2 separate regions of the Mus musculus genome follow, and region 2 is linked to region 1. The links are chromatin loops, found by intact Hi-C in ENCODE. Cell type or tissue: heart. All regions are shown on one strand. Each heading gives the region's core, and the rest is flanking DNA. Links, peaks and the distances in the headings are about the cores only.

Evidence for each region. Hi-C counts contacts between places; a loop is a spot of excess contacts. Peaks named below come from ENCODE experiments on the same cell type or tissue, not always from the same donor. Only the 100,000 strongest peaks of a DNase experiment are listed, where the experiment ranks them.
Region 2: it touches region 1 in a loop (2.2-fold over the local background); 4 of 42 quality-filtered maps call a loop at or near these places.

Annotation. Positions count from the first base shown.
Region 1 is chr10:71,345,167-71,348,068 of GRCm38, forward strand. Ipmk (inositol polyphosphate multikinase) reads left to right here and starts at 2,597. Exons shown (of 6, transcript NM_027184.2): 1 at 2,597-2,902. The coding sequence starts at 2,786. In heart, for the core only: a CTCF peak has its summit at 1,811 (motif pointing left); a DNase peak (open chromatin) is centred at 2,535; H3K4me3 peaks cover 1,414 bases; H3K27ac peaks cover 1,078 bases.
Region 2 is chr10:71,284,008-71,286,909 of GRCm38, forward strand. Ube2d1 (ubiquitin-conjugating enzyme E2D 1) reads right to left here and starts at 1,255. Exons shown (of 7, transcript NM_145420.2): 1 at 1,094-1,255. The coding sequence starts at 1,117. In heart, for the core only: a CTCF peak has its summit at 1,331; DNase peaks (open chromatin) are centred at 684 and 1,234; H3K4me3 peaks cover 1,367 bases; H3K27ac peaks cover 1,276 bases; H3K27me3 peaks cover 390 bases.

The DNA of each region.
Region 1 (2,902 bases), core at 403-2,902:
AAATCTGACCAGCTCCACTGTGGGTCCCGCAAAGACAGATTTTGCCTTAGGATGCCAGTGCAGGCACACGGGCATCGATGGAGCTGTGTCTAGAGCTTCCTCTAGCCACATTGGGCCTCCATCCCTTCAGCCTCTGACCCTGCCACTCATGCATCCAGAAAGTCCCAGAAAGACAAAAACAAAAACAACTTGCTTCGGCTGGTGAAGCAGCTCAGCGGCTCTCTGCTTTCACAACGGTATGGTGTTTGCCCAACATGCACAACACTCTGCCTTCAATTCCCAGCATTGCCATGAATAAATAAACATAAGTAGACTGTCCACTTAGAAAAACGATTTAGAAGGCTGCAGTGGCTTAGATGCCTAGGACCAGCTTCTGCATGGAGAGGGGTTCTGAGAGAAGGGGTGCCTGGGAGCGGCGAAAACAAACGACTTGGGTCCAAGCTGGCGGCCTTGGTTCTGCTAAGATGGCTTTCCAAATTGCCCGCCCTCTTTCCCTCCTTCAGTCTGTCTCTCTCTCTTTTTCTCTCTGTGTTCTGCTCTGATGTAGACAGATTTTCTTGCTATTTTACAAATTCTGATTGAGATAGCTTTCTCTGCTAGTAAAACTAGAAGCTATCAGGAAAAACTGCTACAAAAAATTATTGGATCTTCAAACCAAGTCGGAAATTCTCTCAAGAAAATATTCTTGAAGAGCTGTTTTCGATCTCCAGAGATCTCCATACAGCTCTGCTCTCCTTAGAGGAAATTCTATTTTTTTTTTTTCTTTTGGTTTTTTGAGACAGGGTTTCTCTGTATAGCCCTGGCTGTCCTGGCACTCACTTTGTAGACCAGGCTGGCCTCGAACTCAGAAATCCGCCTGCCTCTGCCTCCCAAGTGCTGGGATTAAAGGCGTGCGCCACCACGCCCCGCTTAGAGGAAATTCTAAAGAACTGTTATTGCTGTCTGCTAGCTCAAAAGTCCTGGTTTGTTTTTTTTTTTTTTTTCATTTTTCTTTTTAAATTTACACCTCAATTCAATTATTTATTCCAGGTTCTCTTTTGATTATCCTATGAATCAGCATCCCCTGACCCCACCCCTTTGATTCTTAGGAAAACAGCAAGCACATGTTTTCTTTTAACATTGCAAAAGAATTCCGAGATCTGCCTGCTGTGTTACACACGGTTGCTAAGCTAGCTGGGTGGGATCAGCTAGCTGGGTGGATCTCCTGAAAAGACCATTTCTACCTGAGCTTGGATTTGCTGTGCCCCAGGCTGAACTTGAACTCAGGAATCTGCCTGTCTTTGTATCTTTCTGACAAGCTGGCTCATTAGTGCAGTTGTCTTTGCTCCTTTAGAGTCCTGAAGCCCCTCATAATTCATATTGCATCCTGAAGGTCCTGGGTTTACCATTTTGCTGAAACATTAGCCACACCTTTGCCTCCTGTAATACTCATGCTGTCTTAGATTATCATGGAGTCATTATCCTTAAGAGAGAGGACATTCCCTGAAGGGATGTGAAAACATGTACATTATTTATTACACAAACAAGCCTTATGCCCACAGAAGACACTGGACACTTTCCACGAAGGGCTCAGCAACATCTGGAGGCTCACACCAGGGCCCTGTACCAGCAGCAGGAACTGTGTTACTCTGTTTCCACCAGAGTTTGGCACTTAAGAGATTCAGCCTTGGGGCTGAAGAGATGGCTCAGCAGTTAGGAGCACACTGCCTGCTCTTCCGGAGGTCATGAGTTTAATTCCCAGCAACCACATAATGCTCACAGCTATCTGTAAAGGGATCCGATGCCCTCTTCTGGTGTCTGAAGACAGTGGCAGTGTACTGAGTACTCACAGACAATAAATAAATAAATAAATCTTTAAAAAAAGCATTATTAAAAAATTTTTTTAAAGGAGATTAAAAGCAATATATCTTTTGCATAGGACCTAAGTTTGATTCCCTGCGTCCTCATCGGTGTGCCCATAATGCCCGTTACTCCAGTTCCAAGAAACCCCACTCGTTTGGCTTCCCTGAGCACAATTAACAAGCTTAAGAAAAAAAAAAATGAATTAAGATGACTGTCAATGTCTAACACATAAACTTGTCATGAGTACTCTGAGGTAGTGGTCGGGCAGGGTGCCAACTGGAAGGTGTGAGAAGAGACATCTTCAGTCAGGATGCTTCTGTCTCTTTGATCTGAAAGGGCAGGGCGTTGTGGGAGGTCTGCCCCTAACCAGTCACCTCTCTGGGTTGCTCTGCTGCGGGTCTCCTAGGTCTAATGAGTTTTTCACATAGGGACTCCGGACGCCAGTTCGCTCCCTGAAGTGCTTGCTGGTAATGATGCAAGCAGGGGCATTTGAGACAAGTCCCATCCTGCGGCCTCTGAGCATGCTCAGTGCAGGTCGGCAGCGGGCTGGGACTCTAGACCCGCTCAGTTTGGCGCTGGTCTACCTTCTGGACGTGTTCCGTGGAAGGGGTGAGCAGGTCTGGTCCGGTAGCTTCTGCGCATGATCAGTGTGGAGCTGGCCCCGATCCAGTAGGGTAGCCTCTGGGCATGCTCGGCACCGCTGGGCGGGATCCTGGCGAGTAGCTGTTGCGCATGCTCAGAGTGGAGCTCGCCCGGCCGGAGCGCACAGGGGGCGGGCAGAGGCGGGGCCGCGGCGCCCTTATCCCGGGCGCGGGCGGCCGGGGTTCAGAGTGCGGGCCGCGGAGCGGGCAGCGCGGTCTCGGCATGGGTCCGCGCGCTGGGCCTGCGCGGGCGATGCCGCCCCGGTCCTCCCTGACGCCTGACGCCGAGTGTCGCCGCCCCGATGGCCGCCGAGCCCCCAGCGCTGCGCCTGCGGCCGCCGGGAAGCACCGGAGACAGCCCGCCGGTGCCGCGCCTGCTCGGAGGCTGCGTGCCGCTGTCGCATCAGGTGGCTGGCCAC
Region 2 (2,902 bases), core at 313-2,812, 61 kb before region 1:
TACCGAAAGATGCCTGTTTCCTACCACTCTAACTCAGAACATTTTCAGTCAAGTGTAGCTGGAAAGGTTGATAAAACGTTTGGGGAGCCAACCATTTCTTGTGAAATCAATTACCAAACACATTATCCACTGTTGGCGCATTTGCTTCTAAAGCGATCCCAAACACCACGTTCCCAGCAGCAAGGACTACCGCTGTAAAATGTTAAAAGATACTTGAGATAGGGGACAGGCCAACAAGAGAAGTGGGTGCGGTAAAGAATACAAAGAGAGGGTTGGAACCGATCCTATGTAAGGACTGACTGTCCCTTCGATTGTCTTCCTCATTCTCTATTCACACATCAAAGCATCCAAACAATTTAATTTGTGGTCCTTAGTGTTGTGTCTTCAACTCTACATCTAAGTTTATCGTGAGGGTGTGAAGAAAAAAATACAAAACAAAACCAACAACCTGCTTAGCTTACCTAGCCATGAATCACAGCCAGGAGCTCATCTTGCTGTGTATCAGCAACTATGTTCTCAGTACAGCTATGTGACCTGAAGTGGCAGCTGCGTGCAGAACCACCAAAATAGCAGGGGCAAGAGCTCTCTGCTGGCTCCTCGGCCCCAATCTCGCGTTCCCAGCCCTTTCCTCCCACTGAGCACCAGCCGACTGCAGAGCCCAGAAAGACCCAGCCCCACGCTCTGAGAATAAAGGCCGTAGGCCCACCACACCTTCCCTGCCCTCTCGGGGAACCCGGGGTGCGAACACAGCAAGGAGGGCTCCGGGGACATTGTGAGGACGCACAGCGGGATAGGGGACGAAGGCCGCCCGTTGCAGAGCAAGCCCCGGCCCAGCGGGGATGCACACACCCCGGGACAATCTGGCCACCCCACGGGCACCCGCACCCGAGGTTCTAGGCTCATCCTGGAAAGGGCACGACCGGATCGGGTCGCCCCGAGGTTCCAAGTACCCAGACCTTGCGGATGCACGCCTCACCTGTGCGGGCCGATCCGTACCCCGGCCTCCCCAGTGTCCGCGCCCCTCCCACACCGTGCGCCCCGGGTTCCTGGGGACATCTTGGGGACACCCAGGCCGGTTCTGGCAGCCACTCACTTTCTGGATCCGCTTCAGCGCCATGGGGCAGGCGGCGGGGGCTGCGGAGTGTCCGCGTGTCCCGGGCTGCCGCCTCGCAGGGCTGCTCCGTGTGCGCCCGGGCGCGGTGCGCGAGTGTGCGGGCGGCGGCGCCGGACTCTTTTGTTTCCGCCTTCGCTTGCTGGGAAGGAGCCTGCGCCCTCCCCGCCGCGCCCCGCCCGCCTGGCACACTGGGAAGTGTAGTCCCAGGCTCGGCCTCTGCCGCCCGCGCGGACGTCGTCCGGTCACCCGTGGGTGACAGCTGCGACCAGGCTGCTGCCGCTCCCTGCAGCCGCTCTGCAGAGCAAGGTCTCGAATCTGCAAAAACCCAGACAGCAGGTGAGCTGTCGCTCCTAGGAGCTGCTGTGAACCACGGCTCGCTCCTCCTCGCACAGACCCTGCGGCGGATCTTAACTTCCTTTGCAGATAATTCTGACTCTTCCCCGCTCGCCCCTGAGGGCGTGAGGAGTCTTCGTCAATTGTACTCCACCTTTCTTTCTTTCTTTCTTTCTTTCTTTCTTTCTTTCTTTCTTTCTTTCTTTCTTTCTTTCTTTCTTTCTTTCTTTCTTTCTTTCTTTCTTTCTTTCTTTCTTTCTTCCTTCCTTCCTTCCTTCCTTCCTTCCTTTCTTTCTTTCTTTTTTTTTTTTTGAAACAGGGTTTTCCTTTATGTCTTTTTGTCTCCACCTCCCAAAAACGGGATTGAAGACAGCTTTCCACACACCCAACCGTTACGTGGTCTCTGGCATCCGAACTCAGGTCCTCAGGCTTTGCGGCAAGCAGTTTACCCACTGAGGTGTCCTCCAGCCCCTTCTCAGTTCTTGTGATCTCAGATCTTGCTTGTCCTTTCAACCATGACTTCTTGGCTTGGCACCTGCAGGTCAGTCTTGGATTTCTGACGGCGTTGGTCAGTCTTAGGTTTCTGATGACTAAAGTCAATCCATTCCTTATCTAAAATGGTTTTGAATCCCATATTGCTTCTCAAAACACTCAACGCTCACTGTCGCGGCTTCCACAGTGTCTCTGCAGCTGGATCAGCCACATCTGGGAAGTTCTCTTCTCCGCCTTTGCAGTGGTCCACAGAAGACCAGCCCCACGCCCTCTGCAGAAACTAGAGATGGGTTGCGGCCCAGAAAGCTTCGAGGGACTGTGCTTTGCAGAGGTCCCCTCAAGCAGTCCTGCTCTGTCTGCATATTGGTCTACTTTCCTGTCCATCCGCCCCCCCTCCCCTTGTGTGTGTGTGTGTGTGTTTGTGAAATTATTTCCCAGGAGCTGTACTCCTTGTTTTTTGAGACAGAGTCTCTCACAGGGACCTGGAGCTCACCTATTGGGCTAACCTGGCCAGGTATCTGCTGTCTTTACCTGCTCAGCACTGATTTTACACACAAGCCCCACCATGCCTACATTTATGCTTGCTTGTCAACACTTTATAGACATTGTCTTCCCACTTATTATTATTATTAATTATTATTACTGCTTTATCTCACCCCAAAAGAAGAGTGGCATTAATGCAATTCATCTTTTTAGCTAGAGACCAAACCATAAATCAACCCTTCTTGTGTCAGATCATGGAACTCAGGGTCTCATGCACACTAGAATAAGTACACAGCGAACCACTTTTCATTGATCATATCCCAACCCCAGCTCAGGAGTGTTAGAAAACACTACTGATCAAAGAGACTTCTGGAAAATAGTAGCTAAGTCCTGACTCCTACAAAGAGTTGTACAGAGACTAGCTGGACACCTGAGCACCATCCTGCACGCTAGAACTGGAAGACTACCTTTATATTTTTC